Regions from separate parts of the Homo sapiens genome. Here region 2 is linked to region 1. Evidence: chromatin loops called from intact Hi-C (ENCODE). Cell type or tissue: PC-9. All regions are shown on one strand.

Region 1 (8,000 bases):
AAAAGGTTACAGAAGGCAAAGACAGAAAGGTCTGCCTCAAGACAGGTCTTTCTGGAGAACCTGAATTCTCCTCCAAGGTAGTCTATATCCAGGAGCAGAGAGAGGCACTGGCTGGAAGGCTGCAGGTGGCTTACGGGGCCACAGAAGGGAAAGAGGGAAAGAACAAAGTGGATTGGCTAGGGAGCAGCTCAAAGATTAGACAGTGGGTCCAGGCCTGATGGGGCTGGGACTCTGGGAGAAAATGAAGGTCACAATGAGATAAAAGACGAGGCATAGGGAGAACAGGGAATCCTCTGAAGGAGGCTGTAGAGAACCCAACATTTCACCAGCACACTATTCCGGAAAGCACTCCTGTCAGACAAAGTCAATAGAAAGCCAAAAACAGGAGTAAAAGTCAATGGCTAGGAGAGGAGCTAGGGTGAGGGCAGTTGTGTCTTACCGCCCTGACTGGCTGCGGGATCATGCAGCCCTCCTCAAGCACTTGCTGCAGAAAAGGAAGACTCTCCCTAGAAGGGGAGGCCAGAAGAGACCACCCAGCCCTCTGCTTCCCTTGTCATAGCCATTCCTGAGAATGGAGCCTGACAACAAAGAAAGTCATTTGAAGCTCTTCTCTGTTGATTGAGGAGCCCAATTGAATACTTACAGGAAAACTGGGTACAGATAATGCCTAGGAGAAGATCTAAGCCTGTTTCCCAATTTGCATATGGTGTTATTCATATTAACGATAAAGAAAACTACGTATTTTTAAGTGCAACTATAACTTGATTGAGGACTGGAAAGCCAACATTAAAAGAGAAATAAAATTAAATTAATATTAATTACATTAAGAGATCAAGGGATTCAGATGTTTTAATACCATCATAAACACCTATAACAACAATAATACACCCGAAGTTTCTCAAATTTCTATCTTTAGCTAGACCACCCAACCCTGCTCATTTTGCTCAATGATAAAAATGAAAACCAGGCTGGGCATAGTGGCTCATGCCTGTAATCCCAGCACTTTGGGAAGCTGAGGCTAGAGAATCACTTGAGGCCAGAAGTTTTGAGACCAGGTTGGACAACACTGAGAGACCCCATCTCTACAAAAAATGTTTTAAAGGCCCGGCGCAGTGGCTCACACCTGTAATCTCAGCACTTTAGGAGGCCAAGGCGGATGGATCGCCTGAGGTCAGGGGTTCAAGACCAGCCTGGCCAACATGATGAAACCCTGTCTCTACCAAAAAATACAAAAAATTAGCCAGGCATGGTGGCAGGCACCTGTAATCCCAGCTACTCGGGAGGCTGAGGTAGTAGAATCACTTGAAACCAGGAGGCGGAGGTGGCCAAGATTGCACCGCTGCACTCCAGCCTGGGCAACAAGAGCAAAACTTTGTCTCAAAAAAAAAATGTTTTAAAAAATTAGCCAGGTGCTGGGGCATGCACCTGTAGTCCTAGCTACTCAGGAGGCTGAGGCAGGAGAAGTGCTTGAGCCCAGGCACTCCAGTTTAGACAACTGTCTCCTACCCTGTATCTCCTCCCCTAACCATTGACTTTTACTACCGTGGCTCTATGCTCTATTAGACAACATCATGCCAAAGAAACTGATACTTTCTCAGAAAAGCCTTACTAACTCTAGGAAACAACTAACCATTCTTAAGAATTGAATAGTAACACAACGCACAATAAAAATCAGGCTTCATGACATTTACTGTCTATTCTTCAATGGTTTCCAGAAAGTCAAAAACATCCTTGCCATGAAGAAAGGACAGTAATTAAGAGATGGCCTCCCCCCGGTAACAAACAGTATTAGGAAACTCATCCCACATTTACTACATTAATACAGCCATTAAAAATAATAATGGAGGAAAATATAACTCTTTAACCATTCTGAAAGTACATACCTGCTCAACTCTCTATTACCCTTAACTGTCAAACCTGCTTTCTCTCCAACCAGGATTGGACATCTATATTTCACAAATACAGAATTAAAGTGATACAGCAAATCTAAAATACAAAGCATTAATTAGGTGGTATCATTATTATGTAAGTCATTAAGCCTTTTTAAACACGTACTAGTTTTCTATCAATACAGAAACAAGAGTGAAATATGGCAAAACCTCAACTAACCAGAACAGCTGGGGATTGAGTCACTGAATATGCCTTTCAGATAGGTGAAGGCTTATTTACAATTCTGAACACACATATTTTTTTGGTTAACTGTTCTGGACGACATGCTTTGACACAGGCCCACACCACGAATGTCAGTGATCACACAGTAAGATGGCATCCTGAGACCCAAAAGGCCTTACTCCTTACTCAATGTTACCCTGGACTCCTGCAACCTTTGCTTTTATGTTCTCCTTGTCTTCCACCCTGCTGTCACAATCTGCTCTGTTTCTTTTGTTCGAATAAGCAAGTGTGCCCAAACTGTATCTAAGGACAAGGTACCTGGTTCTCTAGGCTCTGCTGGGCACATACGGAGTTCTTCCAAGGGAGGTAAACAAATCCTAGCAAACAGTATTCTGTGACCTGACCTCCACTTTACCTGCTGTGGAAGTCTTTCAAATAATTTACTTCCTCAAAAAAAATTCTGACACATGCTACAACATGGATGAACCTTAAAGACATTATGTTAAGTGAATTAAGGCAATCACAAAAGGATAAATACTGTATGATTCCACTTAGATGAAGTACCTAGAATAGTCAAAATCATAAAGACAGAAAGTAGAACAGTGGTTGTCTAGGGTGGGAGGAGGGGAGTTGGGGAATCCCTGTTTCATGGGTACAGAGTTCCAGTCTGGGAAGATTAAAAAAGTTCTAGAGATGGATGGTGGTAATGGTTACACAACAATGTCAATGTACTTAATGCCACTGACCTGTACGTGTAAAAGTGGTTAAAATGGTACAATTCATGCTATATGTATATAACTTACCACAACCATACGTTTACAGAGTCTCTCTCTGTTGCCCAAGCTGGAGTGCAGTGATGTCATCTCAGCTCACTGCAACCCCCACCTCCTGGGTTCAAGCAATTCTCCTGCCTCAGCTTCCCAAGCAGCTGGGACTACAGGTGTCCGCCACCACACCTGGCTAATTTTGGTATACTTTTTTTTTATTTGATTTCATTTAAGTTCCAGGATACATGTGCAGGATGCGCAGGTTTGTTACATATAAACATTTTTAATAATAAAAATTTATATCCTCATTATATATCACTATGTTCTAGACAGGCAATATGCTAAGTGCATTGGTGTGATCACCATCTAACCACTCCAAGAGGGTTATTTTATGACGCAAGTCAAAATGAGACCAAAAGGTATCTTAAAGTTACAATTCAAAATTACCATATACTATTTTTAACACAGAAAAAGCATATTTTAGAAGAACCGATCCTTAAGAAAGAACACTAGAAAAAACTGAGAGACAGGAAAGCACTCTAGTCTGGGGAGCAAATTAATGTGAACAGAAATGAAGAACCAGTGGCAGCCCATGGGCAGCCTTACTACTGAGCAAATATTCCATAGTAGCCACCTCAAATGCTTTTTTAAAAACTCTTCAGGGTATAAAAAATAATAATTTGGAATTCAAATCTGAGTACTTGTTGGCTAACACTTTAAATTGAATATCAGCAAGAAAAACTCCTGAGGCATTTTAGTAATTGCTAAATTTCTCATCCCAGCTCATGTTGTCATTCCAAATGTGTGACTGTCCCACACTTTCAACTGCCAACAAACCACCTTCCAACTCTCATCTAAGATCCTCTCCAAATACCATCTCAGACAGAACCCAAGTTTCCCAGATAAACAGATACTGACACTTAACAACCCTATCTGCCCCACATCAGTTTAATAATTAACCTTTCTCTAGACTAAGCAAAAACATCAAAAAAGAACCAATGCACCAGACCAGTATGCCAGTTAAAAAAAAAAAAAAAGACCCAATGCACACAGTACTGTGCATCATGTTGGAAATATCACCTTATAGCCTCTCTCTGCATAGTGACATGCTTGGCTCACTGAAGTTACTCAACTGTTCAAACCACAGAGTTCAACAGGTACTTAACACATCATTTAACACACAATATACAGACTACTTTTTTTTTTGTTTTTATTTATTTTTTTGAGACAGGGTCTCGCTATGTCACCAGGCTGAAGGGGTGTGATCACAGCCCACTGCAACGTCTGTCTCCCTGGCTCAAGAGATATACCTGCCTCAGCCTCCCGAGTAGCTGAGACTACAGGCATGCACCAAGACACCTGAATTTTTTTTTTTTTTTTTTTTTTTTTTTTTTTTTTTGTAGAGACAGGGCTTCCCTATGTTGTCCAGGCTGGTATCAAACTCCTGGACTCCAGAGATCTGCCTGCCTTGGTCTCCCAAAATGCTGGGATTACAGGTGTAAGTCACTGCGCCCGGCCTATTTTTTGTTTTTAAATAAATTCCTTGAGTGACTGCCTGAAGACAAAAGAGAACTAAATAAGGTTATAAACATCCTCTTGAATAAAAGAAAGAATAATTACATACACGTTTTCAGGTGTCTCTGAGTTAGAGGAAAAGGTTTACAATCAAATCATTAAGACTTATGCAGTGAAGTCATATGATTTTTCTATTAATAATGTGTCAGTGTTCTTATCCTTCCTCCCCCTTTTGAAAAGTTTAAACATGAATCTGCAACAACCTGACCACATTCTTTCTATTTTAAATCATTTTCCGCGAGGCGCGGGGGCTCATGCCTGTAATCCCAGCACTTTGGGAGGCCAAGGAGGGTGGATCACCTGAGATCAGGAGTTCAAGACTAGCCTGACCAACATGGTGAAACCCCATCTTTACTAAAAATACCAAAATTAGCCAGGAATGGTGGTGCATGCCCATAATCCCAGCTACTTGGGAGGCTGAGGCAGGAGAATTGCTTGAACCCAGGAGGCAGAGGTTGCAGTGAGCCATGATCGTGCCATTGCACTCCAGCCTGGGCAACAAGAGTAAAAGTCTGTCTCAAAAAAAAAAAAAAAAAAAAAAAAAAAAAAAAATTCTTTTCCAATGAGGTTAGTATCCCCTGAAGAATGGGAGACTCCTATCAAAATCCCACTCCCCAAACTCTAATGGTTTAAAATCTCGCAAGTAACCAAAATCCCCACACACTTTTATCCCATTTAATAACTATGTATATACAGAAATATTATTTTCAAATACAAAATATCCCAGTTAGGTAACGAATGCTATATACTAAAAGAAAAATACTCTGCCATAAGGAAGTTGTATCATTTACTCATTACAAGTTCTTTTATTTTATGTTATTCCAAAATATTGGTTATAAGCCAAATAATCCAAGAAAGCAAAATTTTGGAAAATTATAAGAGAAAAAATGTAACATTAAAAATATTAAAGATGTAAAATGTCTGCCTAAATAATGGCCTTTTGGTTTTTGGACTGTATCTATTTACTTAATGTGAACATAACATGACGCCAAAATAAAAAGCCAATGAAGTTTGTATAGTTCATCTTTTCTACAGACTTTAGAGTTAAATGATACCTGCTGCTACACCACCATTCCACAGCTAAACCCAGTCTAGGTATCACTGTGAAAGCAAAAGTATACTACAGAAGCAGGAAGATTATGGATAGGCAAATCATACTGGGTTGGTTGGTTTGTTTTTTGAGACAGTGTCACTCTGTTACCCAGGCTGGAGTGCAGCAGTGCAATCATAGCTCACTGCAGCCTCGAACTCCTGGGCTCAAAGGATCCTCCCACCTCAGCCTCCTGAAGAGCTGGGACTATAGGTGCCCACCACCGCGCCTGGCTAATTTTTTTATTTTTTTGGAGACACAGGGTCTCCCTTTTCTTTCATCCAGGCTGGCCTCGAACTCCTGGTCTCAAGCGATCCTCTTGCCTAGCCTCCCAAAGTGCTGGGATTATAGGCGTGAGCCACTGTGCCTAGCCAGCAATCATTTTTAAAAGGAAAAATCTGAGTTTACAACAAAACAGCAAAAAAAGGAAATTCCCTTTCATTGTGTATTTTGTTTCTCGTGTATCTCTTTAGTTGCTTCTCTTAAAAATGTAATAGATTTTAAATTAAACAATCTGATCACATAAAAGTCAAGAAATTTAAAAAGAGCCACAAAAAGAAACAATGTATCAATAATAGCTAAGTCATCAATTACTCTCTTGGCTAATGAGGCTGTGAATCTTGGGTGGAGTGACCAAATCCAGCTTAGTTGCTGGTCAGTCAGTTGGCTGGCTAGCTTAACACGGGAAAGACAGAATTATTCAGCGAAATCATTTCACAAAAGAAAACCTTTTAACTTTGTGGACTATTCCCCATGGATCCCTACACCACAGGCCTTAGAACATTCCCAACTTTTATCACACAGATATCTTTGCAGTAAAAAACACAAGCCTTTGTTAGGAACTAACAAAATAAGAATTCACTTACAACATCTAACCCATCTCCTTTACAGTAGGAACAAGAAAAGGCACAAGACGACATTGGTGAAGGAAATGCAAATTGTTGCAGCATTTGCTTCAGTGGAGAATATTTAAAAGTCCACCTTCCTAGAAAGAGGGTTAATAAAAAAAAAAAGGTATCTTAGTCATGCTGATTTTTTTAATCACACCTGACATAATTTTTAGTTAACCTTTTGTTTTTGCTTTCATTGTTGCACTTTAAATGATTTGATAAACCAGCTGACTATCCTGTATATATAAGTCAACTGCTGTCATTGAAAAGGTTGTTAAAGCTTTACGCACACATTCTTAATTCACTTAACTTTAAGAAACCAATTTTCATTCAATTTTCTCAGCAAATTCTAGGCATTAAGAAACTGATTCATCTACTGACACCTTAAACTCTAACTTGTTAGGAAAATTCATGATTCATTCTTCAAATCTGTTGTCTACAAATATATAGTACCTATATTCTAAAAATGGGAAGTCATAGATTAATACCATTGTCTGTGAACATAAGGACTCCCAAGAACTACCAATCGTAACCTGCAAAGTATTGCCCCCACTGAAAAGTGACCTTCTAAGAAGTTCCTCAGGACAGAATTTTAAGTTATTCTGGATTACAAAAACCCTAAGAATCATTATAAAAGCAAAGGGTCATGGCCAACACGGCCATAACTCCAAGTTTACATACAAGCTATCCTCAGTTTGTTAGTATTGCCCCTTTAACCCTCAAAAGGGTCCTGTTTTGAGGCAAAACTCATCTGTGGTGACAGAAGTCAGAATTGTGGTTGCCTTGGGGAGGGGGAATGTGTTTACTGAATGGAAAGGATACAAGGCCTGAAAATGTTCCATATCTTGATCTGAGTGTGGTTATCAGGGCATATACATATATAAAAAGTCATTGAATTGTACCCTTAAGATCTTTCGGTAGGTTATACATACCTCCATAAAAATACATTGTTAAAAATCTATTCAAATAATCATATAAAACCATTCTGGATCTAGCTACCAAGATGTTTTTTCCAAATGAATTTTAATAAAGACACACATTGCGAGCACTTTTATGTAGTACCTCTCAAAATATACACTGTGATTTCTAAGAATCTTTCAGTTAAGAAAGCCACCGAATTTTCGAACTGAAAGCACCCCCAAACATCATCTGTTTATCTTAATGTTGCAAATAAGGAAAATCAAAGCTACAATGGGTAAGAAATGTGCCCAAGATAAGGCAGTTAGTCAATGACAACGGTAATAACAGAACTGTTTCCTGATCTCTGGCCGTTTCTACCAGGCCGTAACTTTTCTGACATCGCAAACAAATCTTAACTCCGAATCTACCTACGGCCTAATTCAACAAATGCCTCAAAACGCTAGTCAACAGGCCTCAAAGTGTACACATGAAGACACATCTTCCTTCATCCTCTCGCCAGTTGACAAATTAATGATTACACGTTCAGGCATTTTACCCAGATGCAATAAAATTAAGAATGACATCTTAGAAAATGTGGTTCAAGAGAAGACATACGCAGGGATTGACAAAATCCATCTTACTTCCTTTCGAATCTCTTTGATGGTT
Region 2 (8,000 bases), 110 kb before region 1:
CAGCTTGGCTCTATGAAAATACCTACAGTAAGATCATAATGATTGTTGTAATCCATAAAATTGTAATATAACATCCAAATTGGGGCACATAATAATAAATGCAAATTGATTTAAACAGTAACTCTAGAAATACCAATATTATTGGTATTTCTTTTAATCAACAATTTGCTGTGACCCAATTTTCTATGTACCTAGCTAAATGCTCCCTAGATAATTTTTTATTTTATCTTGGTCAAGGGTCAGTATGGGTTGGCACAGTAGTCTATGAGGTATATCAATATGTGTGGTAAATTATAAAAGCAATAAAAAGAAAAGAAAAGTAGGCACTTGGCCAGGTACGGTGTCTCACGCCTGTAATCCCAGCATTACGGGAGGCTGAGGTGGGCGGATCACTTGAGGTCAAGAGCTCGAGACCAGACTGGCCAACATGGTGAAACCCCATCTCTACTACAAATACAAAAATTAGCCGGGTGTGGTGGCATGTGCCTGTAATCCTAGCTACTGGGGAGGCTGAGGCACAAGAATCGCTTGAACCCGGGAGGCGGAGGTTGCAGTGAGCTGAGATCATGACACTGCACTCCAGCCTGGGTAACAGAGCAAGACTCTGTCTCAAAAAACAAAACAAAACAAAACAAAAACCAAAAGCAGAACAACAACAAAAAAGAAAAATAGGCACTTAATTTAACAACTCCATATAAACTGTTTTGTAATAGCTCTATTATGAGAACTAACAAAGGTTTTCATAATATGCAGAATATATTTTTTCAGCCTCATAGATATTAATAACATAGCATGTTAATGTCACAGAAGAAAAATGTCCTATTACTCTTCACCTGAAGGGGGCTGAAGCTCATATCCCTGTTGAGCAGCCCAACCAACGTGATGAAGAAATGGATCCAAGTAATACAACCAATGTTCATAATTGTCAGAACTTTCAAGTCCTTCATAACGTAGCTTCAGCCTTCCTCCAATGTTTTCTACTACAGTAACAATCCAAGTGCTTAAAGAGTCCTGGAAAGCTTGACATTCTAGTCTGGATCCTGGAGCAATGAGATCTAAAGGATTCCTCCCATTACGGAGCTGTAGGATTAAAAAGTAAAACAACCCAGTAAGAGAAATTAACATAATATTTTTGAAAAGCCAACTTATAAATGATCTCAAACCAGCCTTTGTATTTTTTACCCATTCAAAAGCCAGTGACACTAAATTGTCTATCATCATACAAGCCTCTTACAGTATTATTTCTAGGAGATATGAAAATGTTTATCTTAAAGAAAATCTACCTATAATGCAGTAAAATTACTCTAACACATCTCTATCTCTAGGACTATGTTATGTAGTTTCATTTAGTAAGAATTTTTAAAATATCATCATTCCTCATCTATTATAAAACAAATATGGTCCAGGCATGGTGGCTCACACCTGTAATCCCAGTACTTTGGGAAGCTGAGGTGGGCAGATCACTTGAGGTCAGGAGTTCGAGACCAGTGTGGCCAACATGGTGAAACCCCGTCTCTACTAAAAATACAAAAATTAGTCGGGCATGGTGGTAGGCACCTGTAGTCCCAGCTACTTGAGAGGCTGAGGCAGAAGAATCACTTGAACCCAGGAGGCAGAGGTTATGGTGAGCCAAGATCATGCCACTGCACTCTAGCCTAGGCAACAGAGCAAGATTCTGTCTTTATAAAAAATTTAAAAATTTAAAAAAAGCAAATATCAAAATACCATCATCATCATTAAAGAGAAAAAATCAAACAAAAGTCAAAGTCAAAGTCACCTGTAATCCCACCTCAAAGAAAGAACCACAAGAAACACTTTGGCATACACTCTTTTTCTCCATACAAGTCAATATCCACCTCTGCCAGTCTGTCTGTTCCTATTTTTTGAAAAATGGAAACACTGTATACTGTTTCTTAATTTGTTCTTCATTTAGTACATCATAGGTATCTTTCTATAATAGCACATATAACTCTTCCTCATGTTTTATAGTATTTTATGATATTTTACATTGTAAATGGGCAATAATTTATCCAGTTACCTACAGATAGTATTTCAGTTGTTTCTGGTTTTTTATTGATGTCACAACAATGTTCAAATGAACAGAGTAAAAGCTTTTGATTACAGTGATGGAAAGGAAAAGTTTAACTCTCACTATCTAGAAGTATATTAAAAACTACAATAAAGAAAAGAAATTCATTATCAAGTTATCACTTAATCATTTCTAATACACAACCTTACATTTTTTTCCTAGTAAAAACTGCTCTGTGACACTTACATATCCAGATATGCAAAGGGACATATGAAAAAGTGGAGGAAAAGATTTAGAGCTAAAAGTCAGCATGGCAGAGTCATGGTCAAAAAAGAGTAGAATAGTTTATCAATTCATCCATTCATTAAAATGTTACTGAGTTTTTAGTATGTATAAGGCCCTGGCTAAGCATAAATAAATGAGTCAGAGTATAAAAAATAAAAACCAGTTTGAAATAGAGTATTCACCAATCAAAATTTAAAAGGGAATGTGAATGGATGACAGAAGTAAATGTAACCATAAAACTCTTAGAAAATACAGGAGTAAATCTTCTTGACCTTGGGTTAAGCAAAGCCTTCTTAGATATGATACCAAAAGCACAAGCAACAAAAGAAAAAAAGATAATCTGGATTATATCAAAATAAAAAATGTTTACGCTGCAAACAATAAAAAGACAAACCATAGAATGGGAAAACATATTTTCAATATTTTGAAATGCATGTATATTTTGAATGCATAATACATTCAACTCAATAATAAAAAGACAACCCAATTTAAAAATGGGCAAAGAAATGTCTCCAAAAAGGATACAGAAATGGCCCATAAGCACAAAAAAACATACTCAACATCAACAGTCATTACAGAAATGTAAATCAAAATGAGATGCCACTTCATACCCACTTAGTCAGCTATAATAAAAAAGATAACAAGTGTTGGCAAGGAAGTAGAGGGATGGGAACCTTCATACATTGCATTTCACATATGCCACAAATAATTTTACCAGTATGACAGAAAGTGACAAGATATAACTTAGAAATGTCATAACCAATAAATCCATTTCACAAAATCAAGAGATCTATATTCACTAACAAGCTTAAAGGCCACACTAATTTAAAAGGACTGCTGAAAAGCAGGTGGAAGGCAGAAGTGCAATAGATCCAATGTGTTCCAAGCAAAAAAAAAAAAAAAAAAGGGTGGGTTGGGGGGACTCCAAGTCACCTGGTGTGGGAGTTACAAATGTCCACCCTCAAGCAGAATCGACCTCTGCTCAGTTTCAGAGTGAAAGCCCTCAGAAGGTCCTATTTTCCAACTGTATAAAAGAATCTGGGAAATTAGATTTTTTATGTGTTAGCAACTAATTCAGAAAATATTTAGGCACTAAGCAAGCCACCAGTTTGCAACCTCTGAGGGTAAGTTTAAACTTCCCAATACCTATGCCTATGTCTCTAATAATAACGTTTATTTTCTTCAGAGTGGTAAATAAGCAACCGATTTTAAGATTCTTTGAAAGATCAGATGGGTTTTCCATGCTGATGTGGCATGTAGTAATACTCACGCCCTCTAGCAGCGGAACAGGAGGACTACATGCTCCTATCAGGGTCTGCCGCAGAAACTCATCCCAGTCAGATACTTTATCTCTGATGCCTAGATGAGGGAATAAATGACTGATTACTCAAAATGCCAGCCACAGAATGCAGAGAAACCGAAATCAGTGGAGATGGTTTAAAGGTATTTCACATTTTAAGATCTAAGAGTCCAACATACTGCTTGAGAGCTTGAAAAGATAAAACAAAATAAAACCAAAAATGCTTCTCTAGATGGAGCTACTTTCTGGTTAGTTTATTAAGAGTTGTATACAAAACAAAGAGAATAGTCCCAACTACCTATTCCTATAATTTTACCCAGAAGGTACCTTACTTTATTTTTTATGATGGAAACTTTCAAACATACAAAAAGAAAAATGATCTAATGAATCCTAAGTGCCCTGGCGTCAACAACTGTCACCTCATGGCCAATCTGTTTCATCTAAACCAGGATTTACAAGCTACAACTCGAGGGCTTAATCCAGCCTGCTGTCTGTTTTTGTTAATAAAGTTTTACTGGAACATGGCCATACCCATTTGTTTACATATTGTCTGTGGCTGCTTTCACACTACAAAGGTAGGGTTTTAGCAGCTTTGACAGAGATTGTATGACTAGTAAAGCCTAAAATATTTACTATCTTGCCCTTTACAGATAATTTGCCAATGCCTGGCTTATACCCTCACACTCCACCCATGCCCAACCAAGGATCAGTTAGAAGACAATTCCAGATAGCATATAATTTCATCCATATATATATTTTAGTACATATTTCTAAAAGAAAATATTTTCTTACAAAACCACAATAACAACATCATACCTTTAAAAAATTAACAATAATTCCTTAATATCAAATATCCAGTCTATGTTCAAACTTCCCCAATTGTCTCATAAACAGTTTTGTCAATTTGTTTGATTACATCAGGACCCAAGTGAGACGCACGCATTGCAAATGTCTCCTTGATTTCTTTTCATCAGTAGGTTTCTTCTCCTTCCTCCCCTCCCGTGTCCCTACTCTCTCTTTTTTTACTCCACATTTATTGAGACCTGGCCTTTGTTCTCTATGGAGTTTTTTAGAGTCTGATTTCATTGGTTACGTCCCTGTGGTGACCAGTTGTTCTACTGTTCCCTGTATTTGCCATAAATCAGTATTTAGAGCTAGAAGCTTGATCAAATTCAGGTTAGACTTTGCGGGGTGGTGAGGGTGAAAGAATACTTCACAAGTGGAATAAGTTATACCCTTCCCTCAAGAGCATGAAGAGGCACATATGGTCTGGCTGTCTCTCCCTTTGTGACATTAGCAGCTTTTAACGGTTACTACATAGATGCACTGATTCATTACGGGCTCAATGGTGATATTCTAATTGTATTATTCCTTCTTCATTTACTAACCAAAGAACTTCCATAAAGAAAAATTTCTCTACATCAACTATTTGATTATGCTGAGGTAGATTTCATAGAAAGAAGGCTTTCTTTGAACATATACTTGATTGTCTTTACTCTTTCTCTATATTTACCACCCTTTAAAATAAACAGTTGATTGGCAGGCATCTTCCAAGAGTGGCTAATGAGGGTTTTGTTTCAAAATTTCACTATGAAGTCATACATTAAAACAAATACATTTCAAGCCATTACAGCTGTTGTCCTTACGACACTCTATCTTCAACCAGAGGCAGTCTCTTCAGGTTGGCTCCTGAGACCTTTTGGCATGACACTAGTAAAGAGCCACTGATAACTTTTTTGCTTTTTGGTATGACAAGATGTTCCAGGATCATCTAGGAAATTGCCTGACCTAGTGCAGGACTCAGCTACTTCTGCAAGAAGCCCCAGTTTATTTCCATGGAAATGGTATTTAGAGACCTGGGCATGCTCATTGTCACTGGGTTAGTGTTTCTCGGCCTTTTCAGTGTCTAGAGTTAATGCATTTCTTCTTCTTCTTACATCACAATACTTCCAATACAAATTCAGAAAGATAGTGCTTTCATTTAACTCATCCATCTAAGCTCTATTTCCTTTCTATAACGCTGAAAATCCTAGTTCTCAATTACACATTTCTTTTTTTTTTTTTTTTTTGAGACAGAGTCTTGCTCTGTCCCAGGTTCACGCCATTCTCCTGCCTCAGCCTCCTGAGTAGCTGGGACTACAGGCGCCCGCCACCATGCTTGGCTAATTGTTTGTATTTTTAGCAGAGACGGGGTTTCACCATGTTAGCCAGGATGGTCTCGATCTCCTGACCTTGTGATCCGCCTGCCTCAGCCTCCCAAAGTGCTGGGATTACAGGGGTGAGCCACCACGCCCGGCCACACATTTCATTCTTTATTTGCTTTTGCCTACCATATACAAACAACTATTTCAAAGTAACAACATTAAGTCTACCACCAACAGTAGGATTACTAAAAATAGGTTAAGATTTTTTCTTTGCATTTTTTTTTGTTATTGTTGTCCTTAGAATATATAACCCTAACTGGGGACATACTTTCATATTTTACTGTATTTTTAAGTCACTGAAATAGCTCCTCTTTGTGTGGTTATCCCATAAGCTCCATATACAGTTAGGTTTCCTTGATTTTTAGGAATTGCTTTCTAAACATTTAATTTTGCTTTCTAGTTGCATAAAATATTTACAAGGTTCAAAAGTCAAATCTACAAAATAAAATAAGGTACATTCATAAAATTTAGCTTCTATTCCTACCTCCTTCATTCTTTTCCCTTCTTTCCCCATAGGTAACTTTTTTCTAAATGATTCATTCTTTTTTTTTTTTGAGACGGAGTCTTGCTCTGTTGCCCAGGCTGGAGTGCAGTGGCACGATCTCAGCTCACGGCAACCTCCGCCTCCCGGGTCCAAGTGGTTCTTCTACCTCAGCCTCCTGAGTAGCTGGGATTACTGGCACACACCACTACGGTTGGCTAATTTTTGTATTTTTCGTAGAGATGGGGTTTCACCATGTTGGCCAGGATGGTCTTGATCTCCTAACCTCGTGATCCACCCGCCTCGGCCTCCCAAAGTGCTGGGATTACAGGAGTGAGCCACTGCGCCTGGCCAACGATTTACTCTTTTATTTTGAAAAAAATAAGTTCACACACACACATTTGTATCATCATATCCTTGAGCTCTCCTCCTCCTCAAGTCTGTACACATTTTTCTTTTTTTCATACAATAACATATCCTGAGCCCACTCCTTGGTTGTATGCAGACCCTCCTCCTTTTTATTGCTGTCTATAGCTGCTTTTCTTACAAAGTATCCTTTGTCAGCTATCAAGACTGACAGCTGGTTTCTTTTCTACTGGCAGTTGCCTGTACATCTTTGTCCTTTTATTTTTACTTTTTCGTAGTCTCTCTGCTTAGGTATGTCTCCTATACAGAGGACAAGAGTGGATTTTGCTTTATGAGGCAATCTGAATTTATTTGTTTACTTCTAATAAAAGAGTATGCCCAGTAACACTTATTGATATTATTAATATGCATGGCCTAAATTTCATATTGTTAAATGTTATATACTTCGTGTATATGTAGTTTTTTTTACTATGTGATCTATCCCGTTTACACATATAGTTTCTCTTTCTAAGTCTCTTTCGTCATATAGAAAGGTTCTTATTTTTGTTCTACGGATTACCTTTATATAACACTTTTAGTCCTCTCTATTTTTGGACTACTTTCTATTTTGTTGTTGTTGTTTCTATAAACAATACTGAAGTTAGCTATAAGCCCTTCGTTTTCTCTCCTTCAGCATCTCATTTCAGGTACTATCCTTTTACTCCCAGTTAACATTTAAATAGTTATATTACATGGCAATAAAGCTGTTTTTTTTTTTAAGACAATTAGTGGGCTTATACAACTATTCACGTTTTCCCCATTCTTGTCCCATATTTTTTATAGTAATAATGTAACTACATTTTCAGAGCATACAGCTATTATATACCACAGTGTCTCCCTTACAACCATCATTTAGTTTAAGTTCTATAGCTATACATATATTTAATGTTTCACTACCATTTCCCATGCTAATGTTACCTCATTAATTTGCTCAGCTGAAGCTCATTCCCTAGTGGACGCCTTAGGAAGGGCTCATGGGAACAATATTACTTAGTTCTTACCTGTTCGTAACAGTTTGCATATAGCCTTTAGATCTGAAGTTCAGTTTGGCTAGATATAAAATCCCTGTCTCATATTTTCTCTTTCATTACATTTCTTAAGTACATTACATTCCATTGTCTTTTGACATAAACCATTGTTAATAACTCTGATGAAAATCTTGTTTTCTTTCCTCTATAAGAAACTTGGTCTTTCTCCTAAATAGCCGTGGTATTATTTTTTGCTTTAAAGTTCAATACTTTCATTAGAACAATTTTGATGTAGCTGCCCTCATTTGATTTTCCTACATACATAGTA

Evidence for each region. Hi-C counts contacts between places; a loop is a spot of excess contacts. Peaks named below come from ENCODE experiments on the same cell type or tissue, not always from the same donor. Only the 100,000 strongest peaks of a DNase experiment are listed, where the experiment ranks them.
Region 2: a loop joins it to region 1, with 2.2 times the contacts of the local background. A loop is called at or near these places in 17 of 110 quality-filtered maps.

What each region holds. Positions count from the first base shown.
Region 1 is chr3:53,036,726-53,044,725 of GRCh38, forward strand. The region is part of intron 1 of SFMBT1 (Scm like with four mbt domains 1); the gene reads right to left. Among named protein-coding and RNA genes, the nearest start is that of SFMBT1, 5.3 kb to the right of the region's middle. RefSeq lists an enhancer at 181-350. In PC-9, no CTCF peak of the experiment used is centred here; DNase peaks (open chromatin) are centred at 3,756 and 3,986; H3K4me3 peaks cover 1,087 bases; H3K27ac peaks cover 828 bases.
Region 2 is chr3:52,931,229-52,939,228 of GRCh38, forward strand. It overlaps SFMBT1 (Scm like with four mbt domains 1), which reads right to left. Exons shown (of 21, transcript NM_016329.4): 5 at 3,585-3,673; 6 at 834-1,080. Among named protein-coding and RNA genes, the nearest start is that of STIMATE-MUSTN1, 38 kb to the left of the region's middle. RefSeq lists an enhancer at 2,231-2,400 and a silencer at 3,505-3,799. In PC-9, a CTCF peak has its summit at 3,586; no DNase peak of the experiment used is centred here.